2 separate regions of the Homo sapiens genome follow, and region 2 is linked to region 1. The links are chromatin contacts, found by Hi-C or POLR2A ChIA-PET in ENCODE. All regions are on one chromosome and are shown on one strand. The core of a region is the stretch at or near the end of the contact, and the rest is flanking DNA. Distances in the headings are between cores, read along the strand shown.

Evidence for each region. Hi-C counts contacts between places; a loop is a spot of excess contacts on that map. ChIA-PET counts read pairs that join two places held with the same protein, here RNA polymerase II (POLR2A). Pooled maps may share reads with other maps.
Region 2: a loop to region 1 is called in a pooled map, with 5 times the contacts of the local background. The contact joins two enhancer-like sites. A Hi-C loop is called at or near these places in 1 of 168 maps with a recorded cell type or tissue (CD4-positive, alpha-beta memory T cell), 1 of 37 single-sample maps with no recorded cell type and 7 of 50 pooled maps. POLR2A ChIA-PET finds 5 or more read pairs at or near these places in 4 of 52 experiments (CD4-positive, alpha-beta T cell, HepG2, IMR-90 and 1 more).

The regions. Positions count from the first base shown.
Region 1 is chr20:5,766,263-5,773,584 of GRCh38, forward strand. SHLD1 (shieldin complex subunit 1) reads left to right here. Exons shown (of 3, transcript NM_152504.4): 2 at 6,600-6,781. The coding sequence starts at 6,604. Among named protein-coding and RNA genes, the nearest start is that of SHLD1, 20 kb to the left of the region's middle. Within about 2 kb of position 4,074, at least 4 of the 41 ENCODE cell types and tissues checked have a DNase peak (open chromatin) inside an H3K27ac peak, as active enhancers do.
Region 2 is chr20:5,841,049-5,848,797 of GRCh38, forward strand. The region is part of intron 2 of SHLD1 (shieldin complex subunit 1); the gene reads left to right. Among named protein-coding and RNA genes, the nearest start is that of CHGB, 67 kb to the right of the region's middle. RefSeq lists an enhancer at 3,269-3,338. Within about 2 kb of position 2,108, at least 4 of the 41 ENCODE cell types and tissues checked have a DNase peak (open chromatin) inside an H3K27ac peak, as active enhancers do.

The DNA of each region.
Region 1 (7,322 bases), core at 2,824-5,323:
TGTGAAAAGACAGGATGTTCTTGCTTCTTTAGGAACCTTGATCACTCCATTCCTTTCAAGACCAACCAGCTGATAGCTTGGCTCACTCTCAGCCTGAGCGAATGTGTACAACAGCACGTGACTGGGTGTCCTCAAACAAAAAGATCTTGCCAGGTCTCACTGTTGATTTGTTTTAATATGTCTCCTATCTTTGCCTAATCGCATGGTAGTTTAGGCTGCAATACTGGGGCTATGCAGACACAGGATGCTGGGAGGACTTTTGGCTGCGTTCATCCTAGCTTGGCTGCTTTCGAGATGTGTTTCCCTGGGCAAGTGACTTTACTACTCTCTGTGTCTGAGTCTGACTGTTAAAGAGGGTACTGATAGGATTACCTGCCTCATAGGGTTGTGACAGATGAAGCTCTTAGCACAATGCCTGGCCTCTAACAAGCATTCAATAAATGGGAACTACTCTTATGATTACACTGCTCATGTTATTCTGAAATTACTTCTTTTTAAAATTAATTATATTTTTTCTCTTCTTATAGCGTCAGGGTCTGGCTATGTTGGCCAGGTTGGTCTTGAACTCTTGGCCTCAAGCAGTCCTCCCACTTCTGCCTCCCAAAGTGCTAGGATTACAGGCTTGAGCCACCATGCCCAGTCTGAAATTACTTCTTTCATGCAAACATATGTTTTTGAGATCTTTGAAGTTCTGACTGTCGTTTTAACAGCTGCATAGGATGCCATAATTTGGATATTGCCTCCTCTGAAAACTGTTTCTTTTCCTGTCACCTCTAACCCAGTTAATAAAAAACCCAGTCACCGAAACTGTCTCTCCTTGTTGACTCTCAGCTCCTCTTTAACACATTTCTCCATTCACATTTTCTTTTCTTTTCTTTTCTTTTCTTTTTGAGACAGAGTCTCGCTCTGTCACCCAAGCTGGAGTGCAGTGGCACAATCTCGCATCACTGTATCCCCAACTGCCTGGCTCAAGTGATCATCCCATCTCAGCCTCCCGAGTTGCTGGGACTACAGGCATGCACCACTCTGCCTGGCTAACATGTATTTTTTAAATTTTTAATAGATACAAGGTCTTGCTATGTTGCCCAGGCTGGTCTCAAATTCTTGAGCAGCAATCCTCCTGCCTCAGCCTCCCAAAGTGGTGGGATTACAGGTATCAGCCACCGCGCCTGGCCTCTTTATTCATTTATTAAGTTCTACTCTCATTTCAGTTAGTAAATCTATTCTTAATCTCTCTGAATCTATTCTTGACCCGTGGGTCCCTGACCTCATTCATGTGCTCTTCCTTTCCCACCCGGACCACTGCAGGCGAATGAATTCTTGTTCATGAGATTGCCTGCCACCAGGCTTAAGTGCGACAAGTCCACCTGCTACCCAGCTGTCAAATCTGCAGATCTGACCTGATAACTGCTCTGCATGTGCCCATGGCACTCATGACACCTGGTGCCAGCTATCATAAGAGTTATTGATGACAGCAACTTATGAGTCAGAGAGTAATGGAGGGGTAGGGAACACCTAGTGTAATGTCCAAATGCTGAATCCACTAAGCCACCTTGGAGGTTTCCAGAGCTTAATTAAAGAGTCTTTGTATCCAAGTTGCTGATAGCAGCCAGGCCTTCCCAGAGCTGGCTACAGGAGGAGAAGGGCTCTGTAGCCATCCAGCTGAGACCACAGAGTTTGTCCTTTCCCGTTTACTCACTGAGTGACGAATTCTTTTTTTTTTTTTTTTTGAGACAGAGTCTTGCTTTTTCACCCAGGCTGGAGTGCAGTGGTGTGATCTCGGCTCACTGCGACCTCTGCCTCCCGGGTTCAAGCAATTCTTGGGCCTCAACCTCCCAAGTAGCTGGGATTACAGGTGTGTGCCACCATGCCCAGCTAATTTTATAGTTTTAGTAGAGAAGAGGTTTCACCATGTTGGCCAGACTGGTCTGAAACTGCTGACCTCAGGTGATCCACCCGCCTTGGCCTCCCAAAGTGCTGGGATTACAGCACTTGAGCCACAACGCCCAGCCAATTCTTGACACTCACTTTAAACCCCTGATACGCTGTGGCACTGTGCTTGTCCGAGCTGGTTCTTCCTGAGTGCACACTTTCCCCTAGCCATGGCTGGCCTGCCCCACGCTTGGGGAGAACCTCTTCCAGAAAGCCTCCTGCCCCTTCTGGGCTCTTCTGTCTTGACTCACTGTGTTAACAAGGTATGTGTCTGTGTTTGGGTCACTCCAAACTAGGAGGGAAGGGTCTGTGACATTCACCTTTGTGTTCCCAGTGCCTGGCACCAGGCCTGTCACATTAAATAATTGACTGACTGCATGTTTGGTCCGTAGAGGAAAATGCAAATCACCTGTAATCATATTACCCAGATAACTAGTGAAATTAATTCACTGGATATACCCTTCTAGACATTTTTCCTCCTAGCTTTATCTATCTATATTTCTTACACATACATCTTACACATGGCATTTTATTTTATATAATCTGGATCAAACCCTACTTAATGTTTTAGAACCTTTTTACATTGAATATATCATGTGTGTGTATGCACGTGGGCACATTGGCTGGGAATCAAGCCCAGGTCAACTGCTTGGAAGGCGGCTATGCTCACCACATTTAACGTATCATGGACAGTTCTTCTCATGTAATTGTTTTTTTTTTTTTTTTTGGTAAGACACAGGTCTCACTCTCGTTTGGGCTGGAGTGCATTGGCACAATCACAGCTCACTGCAGCCTTGACCTCCCAGGCTCAAGTGATCCTCCCAACTCTGCCTCCTGAGTAGCTGGGACTATAGGCACATGCCACCATACTTGGCTAATTTTTAAAATTTTTTGTAAAAATTGGGTCTTGCTATGTTGCCCAGGCTGGTCTTCAACTCCTGGGCTCAAGAGATGCTTCTGCCTCGGCCCCGCAAAGTGCTGGAATTACAGGCGTGAGCCACTGCACCCAGCCTTATCAAATATTCTTGTAGGCCTTGAGTTATGGTGCTGTGTGGTATTTCATTGAGAGAGTGCTCTCTGATTGAACCATTCCCTTTTCTGACATGCAGTTTATTTTCCAGCTGAAATTATTAATGTTTCTTCTCTGCTGAGAGCAATTCTTTCTCATGATGAAGAAAACAGGGTAAACAAATACTGAGTTAAAGACCATCAATAGCAGGGGAAAGTACAGCAGTCCTGCCTTACCCTTGAGGTGGACTACGGACCCCCCAGGGGATACCCGAAATGGCAGATGGTACTGAACCCAATATGTACTACGTTTTTTCCTATGCATATATACATACCTATGATAAAGGTTAATTTATAAATTAGGCACAGTAGGAGATGAACAACAAAACTAATAATAGAACAGTTATTAAAATATACTGTAATATAAGTTATGTGAATGTGGTCTCTCTCTCAAAATATCTTATTGTACTATAGTCACCCTTCTTTTTGTGGTGATGTGAGATGATGAAATGCCTACGTGGCTGAGCACTGTGGCTCACACCTGTAATCCCAGCACTTTGGGAGGCTGAGACGGGTGGATCATCTGAGGTCAGGGGTTCGAGACCAGCCTGGCCAACATGGCAAAACTCCGTCTCTACTAAAAATACAAAAATTAGCCAGGTGTGGTGGCACATGCCTGTAATCCCAGCTGCTTGGGAGGCTGAGGCAGGAGAATCGCTTGAACCCAGGAGGCGGAGGTTGCAGTGAGCCGAGATTGTGCCATTGCACTCCAGCCTGGGCAACAAGAGTGAAACTCCTTCTCAAAAAAAAAAAAAAAAAAAAAAGGAATTACCTATGTGATGAGATGAAGAGAGGTGAATGGCGCAGGCACTGTTAGTGTTCGGCTACTATTGACTTTCTGAGGTTACATCAGAAGGAGGATCCTCTGCTTCAGGCAATACTGGATCATTGAGCCATGAAGATCTCAATGCTTGGGGATCCTTGATAGTGTTTTTTGATGAAAACTTTTGGAAGAACATTCTAATCAGAGGTTGTTGCCTTTCTCTAACTCAAAAGTGTTGCTGCGAAGTTGTAGGCGATTTTAAGCTGCATTCCATCTGAGGATCATATGCCATAATTTTGTGCTTTAATGTCAGTGCAGTTTGAAACACTTCAGCAAATTTTAGTAATGTCCACATGGCTGGTTCTGGTTTAGTTTTTTCTTCATCTTCCTCTTCCTCTGTGGAGGACATGAAAGTTCTTCCAGTTCCTCATTTGCTAACACTTCTCAAAGGCCTTCAGTATGTCCTTCTATTTCATCAAGCATATCAGCAAATCCTTCTCCATCAACTTGTCTTGTTGCATGGATGATTTTCCTAATTCATCTATCAATTTCAGGCAAGCCTTTAAAATCATTCACAACTTCCACTCCATCAGTCCTTCCAGCAGGCATTTGGTTTGTGGTTTAATTCATCCATTGCAACTTGATGAGTGCTATTGCATCAGCAATAGTGAATGATTTCCAGCACTACATTATTTCCAGTTTAGGGTCTGCATCCATTGCTGTTGAATGTGATCAAATACCAGGCAGATGTATGTGGCCTTGAGAAAATGAATGATGTCCTAGTCAAGCGGCTGAAGCAAAAGGTTGTATTTGCAGGTAAAAATACAACCTCAGCATTTTCATTTTCATGGCAAACAGATTCAGGATGGTTAGGTACATTATCTATTATTAATAGGTCCTTAAATTCCAGCCCTTCCTCTTTCAAATATTTTTTCACTTCTGGGAACCATTGATACATTGGTGGAACCACTCTATAAACAAGACAGCTGTCACCCATACTTTCTGATTATATGGCTAGAACACAAGCATAAATAATTTTTGGTTTTGCTTTTGAGAGCACATGGGTTCTTTGCTCTGTACACTATGCTTAGCTTTATCATATGCCCTGCAGCGTTGCCACAGAGTACCAGAGTTAATCTGGTACTTTCCAGTCTTTTCATGCTTTATGCCCTGGTGCTTCCTTTGCACTTTTATGAATGTAGGTTCTATTGGTCATCTTCTTCCAGAAGAGGCCAGTTTTATTGCAATTGAAGACTTGCTGTGTATGGTATCTTTTCTCCTTAATCTACTTCTTCAAGTCTGCTAAAAATGTTGCAGCAGCTTCTTCACTGGCAAATGCAACCTTTTTAGTAATTTTTATGCTTTTCAGCCCAAACCTATTCTTGAATCTGTGTAACTGTCCCTTACTTGCAGTAAATGGCTTGGTGTCACTTGTTTCAGGGGATCCTTGCTGATGTCTTTGTGTAGGTTCTGTGCTTTCTGGTACAACACACTGCTATCAGAACACCTTTCTGTTCATATCTTCCACGCACAAATGTAAGGCCTTTTTCATCTTAACTAAGCACTTATGTACTGTGGCCATAACTCCATAACTTTTTTTTTTTTTTGAGACAGAGTCTTGCTCTGTAGCCCAGGCTGGAGTGCAGTGGTGCAATCTCGGCTCACTACAACCTCCGTGTGGCTATAACTTTTGCAGTTTGAGGTGTGTCAGCAAGACTAACATGAATTTCTTTTTCCTTCTTCACAATTTCACGGATAGAAGATTCATTGTTACAGTAGATCTTAGTAGCCTAGGCATATGATTTTTTTCTTTGCTTATTGAGTTGAGAACTTTTACCTTTTTTTTTTTTTTTTTTTTTTTTTTTTGAGATGGAGGTTTGCTCTTGTTGCCCAGGCTGGAGTGCAATAGCACGGTCTCCGCTCACTGCAACCTCCGCTTCGCAAGTTCAAGGGATTCTCTTGCCTCTGACTCCCAAGTAGCTGGGATTACAGGCACCCACCACCAAGCCTGGCTAAATTTTTGTATTTGTAGTAGAGACAGGGTTTCACCATGTTGGCCAGGCTGGTCTTGAACTCCTGACCTCAGGTGATCCACCCACCTCAGCCTCCCAAAGTGCTGGGATTACAGGTATGAGCCAGTGTGCCTGGCCAACTTTTACCTTTTTGCCTAAAGAAAGTATTTTGTGGCCTATCTTTGGCATATCTGACTTGCTGGCATCACTACTCTTGTGTTTTGGGGCCATTAATAAGTAAAATAAGGGTTACTTGAACACAAGCACTGTGATACCACAACAGTCCATCTGGTAACTGAAAAGGCTACTGAATGACTAAGGGGCAGGTAGCATGTACAGTTCAGATACGCTGGACAGGGGTAATTAATGTCCCAGGTGGGATGGAGTGGGACAGCATGAGATTTCATTACAATACTCAGAATGGTGCACAATTTGAAATTTATGAATTGTTTATTTCTGGAGTTTTCCATGTAATATTTTTGAACCACAGTTGGGTGAGATCAACTGAAACTGCAGAGAGCAAAATCGCACATAAGGGGGGACTACTGTAAATCATTCTGATTTCACTGTTGTTTGACCTTTAAAATTTTTTGGGTGGGTATGGTGGCTCACACCTATAATCCCATCACTTTGGGAGGCTGAGGTGGGAGGATTGCTTGAGCCCAGGAGTTCAAGACCAGCCTGGGCAACTTAGTGAGACCTGATCTCTACAAAAATAAAAATAAAAATAAAAAACAAATAAAATTCTTCAAGCTCTGTCTCCAATGAAGGATCCTGCTATGTGGTGCCTTTTGTACTGAATTGTTTTCTTTTTTCCATGGCAGGACTATGGCAGCCAGGGACGCCACTTCAGGCAGCCTGTCAGAGGAGAGCAGTGCTTTGGACCTGCCATCAGCGTGTGACATAAGAGATTACGTCCTGCAGGGACCCAGCCAAGAAGCCAACAGCGAGGCTTTCAGTTCTTTGGAATTCCATTCTTTTCCTTATTCTTCTGATGTGGATCCAGGTAATAAGCAGAGTTTAAAACAAACTAACTTAAAAACAACTAGCAGCAATACGGGTGTGTGATAGTTTGTTTCTCTCTCTTCCAATAGCAGATCTCTGAGAATGCTTCATTGTCTTAGGCAGAAAAACATCTTACCTAAGCAAAGCTTTCAGGAGGAACTTCAAAGGACAGCTTACCTGGCACAGCAATGACAAGGAGCTGTTTCCTGGATGTCTTTTTGTTATTGTTGCTGTTAATCTCAGGTCTCTTTCTAATCTCCCTCAAAATGAATTCAGAAGCAGGGGAATATTTGGTTCAACAAAGAGAGAGTGGAATTTTTTTTTGTTTTGTTCTTTTAAAACTTCAGAAAATAGCAATGTGGGCCTGTTATGTGTGATGAGTAATAAAAATAGAGACTTTAGCATTCCTTGTATGAAGTATGCTGTGGATTTAAGTAACAACCTTTCTACAAGGTTTCCTGACTAGATTGCCGAAACATCTATTATTTAAACTAATGATAATTCCCTGATGTAGGTAGTGGCCGTCTTTAGTGGTAAAGCCC
Region 2 (7,749 bases), core at 858-3,357, 73 kb after region 1:
AATGTCTTGTCAAGGCATGTTTCAGTAGCCTTAGGATAGTGGTTACCAATTAGAACCATCTAGGAATCTTTTTGAAAAAACTTAATTTCTATGCCACATCCATAACTTACTGAAAATAGCGAGTGTGTGTGTGTGTGTGTGTGTGTGTGTGTGTGCACATGCATATGTATACATAAATATTTTTTTAATTGGAATACCATTTACATATAGTAAAGTACATAAATCTTATGTGTTACAGTTTGGTGAATTTTTATATATGTGGGTGTATACCCACATAACCACTACCTAGATCAAAATATAGAAAAACAGAAATTTGCATGAAAGATTTATTGTGTGCATGGGTGTTTTGGGGGCCCCATTAGGAGCTAAAGCTTCAAATGCATTTGAGGTTTTGCCACTTAGAGGTCAAAAAAATTTAGTCATCCAGAATGACCAGTATAATTAGGTTATTTTTCATTTCTTTTTCTTCTTCATAGCATCCTTCAAATTTGTATTCCTTTTTAGGTTTATGCATTTATATGTGAAATGAAATTTATGGAGAACCTTAGATAACAGAAAATTCTAAAATGTTAATAAGGCAGTAAATGTTATCAGTAATAACTCCATGACTCATAATTTCTGCCTCTGTTTATCTTATGATTGGCATAATTTATTGACTAAAAGTACATTTAACTGCTTTCTTGAAGCTTAAACAGCTTCTTTCTCATGATCTCTTCAAAGAGTGAATATCATGAAAGAGTAGAAATAATTATTTTCCCTTTTTTCCAAAAGAGTGTTTGGAATAGATATCTTTGTCTGTGGGCCAATGGCTGCACACTCAGTAGTGCAATGCAGAGGCTATTAGAGCAGCACGCATGAGCTGAGTTAGGAAGATAAAGTTACTTAAAAAGCAAATGGAAATAGTTGACTATGGAGAAAGAGAACATTGTCTACAAAACATTAATAGCCTTTACAATTTTTATAAAACCAACCTAGAACAACTTTGAAGTTGAATGATTTTGCATAACTGGCTTATTATGGAATGAAACTTTCAGAAACAAAATATAGAGTGGAGATGAACTGTATACTTTTAAGATGATCACGTGTGATTTGAGATCAGAGTCTAGCATTGGAATACTGTTTCAAGGATAGCTGGACTACCTTGGTGAATTAAATAGATGTGTCACTAAAGGAATAGAAAACCTTGAAATTGTATGTAGCTCCTTCCTCTACCTTCAGATAAAATTTCTGTACATCAGCCTAAGTGGTAAGAATATTGTCTATTTCAAGCACTTTTAGAAAATGAGCTTTGGATATAAGGGCAATCTGGGTATGACATTTATTATTTTGGTCGATCTGGCCAGTTAAGAGACTGATGTCTTAACTCCTTCACCATTGCCTGCACGTCCCTAAGTTGGTAATTATTTTCTTGGAACTTTGAAGGTCTTGTTTCATTGCCTTCTTGTTTACAGAACATTGTGATTAATAAATTTGAGGATTTGTGCTTTATCAGTTCTGAGAAATTCCCACCCATTAACTCGTTGTCTCATTGTGCATTGCCTTTCCTTCGTTCTCTCTGTTAGCTCTTTCTGAAATTCCAATTACATGCATGTTGGACCATCTCACTTTGACTTCCATATCTCTTATTTTTTTCTCTATCTCTCTCTCTATGCTAAATTGTAAGTAATATCTTCAACTCTGATTTCTATTTTCTAATTATCTTTCCACTGGACTCTAGTCTTGTTTTACCTATTTGCTGAGGTATAAATACCTATTACTATATTTTTTCTTTTTCTGTAATTTAACATTTTCTCATTGTGCTTTTTGTTTATTTTTCTCATTTACCTGTTCATTTTTTGTAGTCTCTTGTTCCTAACTCAAACTTTCAACTTCCCATTTTATTTCTTTAACATATTAAGCATATTTGCCTTATATCCTGATTGTGTTAACGCCAATATCTGAAGCCACCATGGGCCTTGTTTGCTGGCTCACTTTGCTTACTCCCACTCGGTAAAGGTAGATTTGTTTTTTCCCTGTGCATTTTGAGCTCATGTTCAATGGAACTCTGTGTGGACGGTTTCTTTTGGTGTTTGGTTGAAAGTACATCCCTCTAAGGTTTACGCTTGCTTTCACTAGACATATGAGGGCATGTCAGTCTGGAACCATATTAAAATAAATAGCTGGCTTAGAGGTTTTTAGACCACAAAAATAGTTTCAATTTGAGCACAAACACATGTGAGTTCTGGCTCATGATCAATTGTTTTTTTCTTTTTTTTTTTTCCTTTTATTTTCTTTTATCAGGTTAAATCTTGGGGCAGATATTTCTTTTTTTTCTCTCTCTCTCTACCCAGAGCCAAGGCCAAGACAAGTTTTTGTTTGTTTTGTTTTACTATAACCTTTTACAAGGCGTATTTTGTTCTCTAGTTCACTTTTTCTCTGGTGGCGTAACTTCAGGGCTCTCAGCTTTATGTGGTGATTTCTTGTTAAGCACCCCCACCTTGCCATGGCCCTAGGCTTTGTGTCCTGAACCCTGTGTGGACGTTGAAGCTGACATGCTAGGTCTAGACACCAGCTCAGGGTTTGCAGACCTCTCAGAACTTCTATTCTCATTTTGCTTTTGGTCTGTACAGGCTTTCCTTGCTTTGTTACCAGCTCAGTCAAACATTTTAAAAGATTTTTCAAAAATATTTTATCCAACAGTTTTAGATGTTTGGTAACAGGAAGGATTTTCAGAATATCTTGTCTACCATATTCTTTTGTCAAAAATAAGTAACTATTTCTGTGACCACACTAGAGGTATCCTCGCGAAGGTGGAAATTCAATTCCATGTATTCCTCACTTCTAGCCCTTAATAACTCATGTTAGAAAATTTCCCAACACAAATGCATCCCAAACCCATCTTTCTCTGTCACTTAGCCTCAGTTTTCACTTGTCTTCTGTCTATATTCCTTTTCTGCGTAAGTTGTATCACGCAAATTTTAGATTTTGTGGCTTTTTTCCAGTTTCTTTGAGTTTTCTGTGTTCTCCAATGTTATGTGCTTCAGGAGAGAAGGCTCAAAGCTTTGCTCTCCTTAAATTCAAGTGTAAATGGGAGGCATGGGTGTTGAGAGTGATCTCCTATAACTGATCTCATGGTGTTTCCTTCTTGTCTTGCCCGTTTAATTCAGCGCTGTGATTCTGACTCAGCCAGCAGTCATTCTGTGAACTCTAGATCTTCTCTGCCTATTTTCACAATTTTTTGTTTTATTTTTAATGCTGCCTGTTTCTCTTCTTCAGTGTATTTACTAACTCAAACTTTTCCTGAAGCTCTTTGCTTGATTAATAGCTGTCATCAACTTACAAAAACCACTGCCACCATCAGGCTCTCTGGAGGTTGAGTCATTTCAGTCCCACCCACATCCTGGTGCAGGTCCCCCTTAGAGGGATGTGTTTGGGGATGGCTGGAGGGCTCTACCAGCCTGGGCTTCTGTGTTTGACACTCCCACACACTGAGGCACCTGCTGTTTCTGCCCACACTAGGATCATGTTTACTTTGCAGAGGGTGCACCAGGGACCTCTGTATAATCATAGTCCTCCTGCTGTGAGATGGGTAATGTTCACTATGATTCATCCCTTCAACTCTAATGCCAGGATGGGGCAGTAGCTATTGGTAAGGCTGATGTTCCTTCCAGTTACAGTTACAAATAAATGCTTGTTTGTCTGGAGTTTCCTTTTGATATAATATCTATCACTGTGTAGTAGACATATATATATATATATATATATATATATATTTTTTTTTTTTTGAGACACAGTCTCACTCTGTCGCCTAGGCTGGAGTGTAGTAGTGCGATCTCGGTTCACTGCAACCTCCGCCTCCTGGGTTCAAATGATTCTTGTGCCTCAGCCTCCCGAGTAGCTGGGACTACAGGTGCACGCCACCATGCCTGGCTAATATTTTTTGTATTTTTAGTAGAGATGGGGTTTCACCACGTTGGCCAGGCTGGTCTCAAACTCCTGACCTCAGGTGATCCACCTGCCTCGGCCTCCCAAAATGGTGAGCTTACAGGCATGAGCCACCGTGCCCAGCCAGACATATATTAATAGAAGCATTCACTATTCACTTTGAAAAATCCCAGACGTTAAAGAACAAGTACCTTAATACTCTAACAACTCTGCTGTGGGTACTATTCTTGTTACTAAGGTACTAATTATAAAGTATCTTTTATTTATTGAGCACTTAGCATGTGCTGGGCTTCCTGCTAATAAATCATTTAATCCTTACAAGAGCCCTATGAGGTAGGAGCTGTTACTAACCCCATCTTATAGATGAGGACATGGAGATTCAGAGATGTGAAGTAACTTGCCCAGGATCTCATAGCCAGTAAAGGACTTGCTAGGACTCAAACTCAAGGCTTCTTCCCAAGTCCATGCTCACAGACATCTCTTCTCTTAGGACAAAACCAGATTTCTGATCTATGGCAATGAACTTTTGCAAAGGCCAGAACTTAAGTCTACCTTACAAGGTAACATATTTGAAAGTAAAACTGTGTTGCCTGCATTGCACAGAACTGATGTTAGAATACCTTTGCGAAAACTGCTTTGAGAACCAGCATGTGTAACATAAGAAAATCAATTTTCTTTTGTAGACAAACCTTGCCTTTCACCCCAGGCCATGTTATCCTGCTTGATCACCTACATTATTTACAGATTTCACTCCTCATGCCTCTTAACAGTTTCTAAAAAGGAGATTCTGTCCCCTGAGGATGGAGATTTGTCACCAATGAGGACATTCATAAGAAGCTTCCAGAGGGAGTGAAGATGACTCCTAAGGGGCTCCAACAGGTTCTCAGCGATGTCATTTTACAAATAAGAGCTCGGCCCTTGGGGTGATTACTTTAAAGGGGAAGTGCTCGGCTGTATCAGTACATTCTAGTGTGTTTGTTTACAATCCATTCTCTGACTTCATAGATATACTTAATGTCGACTTGATATGGAATGAAATCTGTTTACAAAAATCCACATCTAACAAAACTTCTATGGCATATGGAAAAACGCCAGACTTTCCTCATCTATTACAGATGTTACCTTCTCTGGGAAAGGCTTATTGCAAATGTCAACACTGAAACTGGCTCTGTTTTGATAGAAATCTTGTTCTGTTTCTCTTTAAATCTAAGAACTACCAAATATTGACTTGTTGATTTGGACAGATTGTGGGAGGCCCACAATCTCCTCTTGAAGGAAAAAGGATCAGGTTTCTGCTTCCCCAGGAAACGGGGAATTATCTCTCTGCTGAATATGTATGTATCAAGCAACCCTCTGGTGTCATTTTTAAAGTGCTTATATTTTTCTTACGCGTAAGGTTGACGTTTGAAGCATCATCTTAATTAGCTGCTCACATTTAATGTGACTTGGCCGCAGTAAACAGTCGTAATCAAAATAGCAATGTTGCCATAGCAACCAAGATCCAACTCAATTGCTTTTCCTTTCTACTCACAAGTGCTGCTTACCATCTAGGCAAGGATATGAAACAAATCTACTGAAACCTCGTGTGTGAAATGAAAGTTTAAAAACCACTGGGGAAAAACATCCCTGAATGATTGTTTTAAGTGTTTCAGTGAAGCTCCTGGCTCCAAATGGCTCCTGAAGGAAATTGCCTCCCTGGTTCTCTTGTCTGACAGCTTTGCCTCCTGAGAGCTGTTCCCCACACGTGGACGGGATCGGGGGAACCATAGATTTATTCCAGCTGAAGCTGCAAGGTCCAGAAAGTGGGAGAGTTGATCCAGATAATTCCCCATGGCTTTTCTAGCTATAAAGTGTTAGGTTCCGATCCTTTAACTTGGTTATTTCTTTATTGCAAAATGCAAAACCACGCTGTTTTAAAACAAGCCTCGGGGTAAGCCTCAGTTTCATGGAAAAGAAGACAGAGGATTATTAATCATTTTTATGCTGTAAGCCGGTAGTTCCTAAATTTTTATTATCTGAATCCTTTAGGGAAGCCCTCGAACTCCCCTGCTCGGCCCATCATCACCAGCACTTGTTCTAATGACGTCAAATGATAGCCATATGAAGATCATATTAGGGTTTTTTTTTTCTTTGTTGTTAATTATTGCATATCTTGGTATGAAGATCATATTAATGAAGAAAATTAATGAGCAGATAGACCTTTTCTGTGTTCTAATTGCCAACCCCTTCTTCCAGTGATCCTGGAGACTTGGTCTTGGTCTCAATTTTCTCATCTGGAAAATAAGACACAGTAGAGCTGGATATTTTCCCTGCTCTTGGATCCAGCTTGGTACATGACTTCTTTATTAAATAGAATAGAAAACCAGTATCACCTTTGGTAGTGATAAGCCGATGCCGTGAGGGTTGTTTTGCTTGAGAAAACAAAAACAAACCCTGTGGCTTCTCCGGAGGTCCTTGTTTCACCCTCACCTTCTTTTTATCGCTTTCCATGTAAGAGACGGAAATAATCTAATTGTGAGATTAATCAGAGAAATCAGACAAAAATGTTTTCTGTGTAATTCATTTTGTATGCCATTAAAAAGAAATAAGATAAAAAGAGAGAGTGAAAAAAAGTAGGAACATGGTCAATAATATGAATAAGCAGTTCACAGAAAAGGAAACACAAGTGGCCCCTAACTGTATGAAAAGCAGCTCCGCCATAGAAGTTGTCAGGGAAATGGAAACCCAAATTGGAGATACAACTTTAGTGTCTGACAATATCAGAATTTGGCAAAGATGTGGAGAAACAGGAAAACCCAAACACTGCTGGTGGGGGTGTGATTGTTATTCTACAACCATTTTGGAGAGCAATTTGGCAGGATCTAGTCAAGTCGAAAATGCACATTCCCTTCGATTCCATAATTCTCCTTTTGGATGTATTTCCGGAGAAAGTCTCCTGATACATGTGCACAAGGCGGTATTTATCAGGAGGTTCACTGAGGCCTTATTTGTGATAGTGAAAATTAAATATAGCCTACCTGTCTATCAGAAAAGAATGGATGAAAAATAATGTAGCATGTTCCTATATTAGAATACTATAGAGCAGTTTTACATAATCAGCAATGGCTAAAAGTAAAACATCATAAAGTAGCATGCAAAACTTTGTATTTTGAAAACAAAATGCAAAACTTTGCATATTGAAAGTTAAAATGACTACCACACACAAAGCAACACTCTTGCATATGGATACATATATATGTGTGTGTATGTGTGTATATATTTATATGGTATCAAAAATGGGCTGAGGGCTGGGCATGGTGGCTCATGCCTGTAATCCCAGCACTTTGGGAGGCCGAGGCGGGCAGATCACTTGAGGCCAGGAGTTTGAGAACAGCCTGGCCAACATGGCAAAATCCCCTCTCTACTGAAAATACAAAAATTAGCTGGATGCCAGCTACTAGGGTGGCTGAGGCACAAGAATCACTTGAACCCGGGAGGCAGAGATTGCAATGAGCCAAGATTAATTTTTAAAAAGTTGGGGAGGGGCTTTTGGTCAATGTCAAAACCACAACTACTTTTGCACCAACCTATAATATCTGTGAAGAAACAGTCAGCTTTAAGTGTTTCATAAGAAGAAAGTTTTGAAGCAAATAGGACAATGTGTTCATTGCCAATTTGGGGTGGTGTGAGCTTGGATGTTACAGTTCTCTGTTAATTTTTCAAGAAAAATATAAAATGCCAAAGTAGAAGATTGCTTACAAATCAGAACATTGGTCTTATTAAATTGCCCTGGCGCCTACTTTTAGGACTATTTACTAAACACACCTGTCTTTGTTTTTTTTCCGG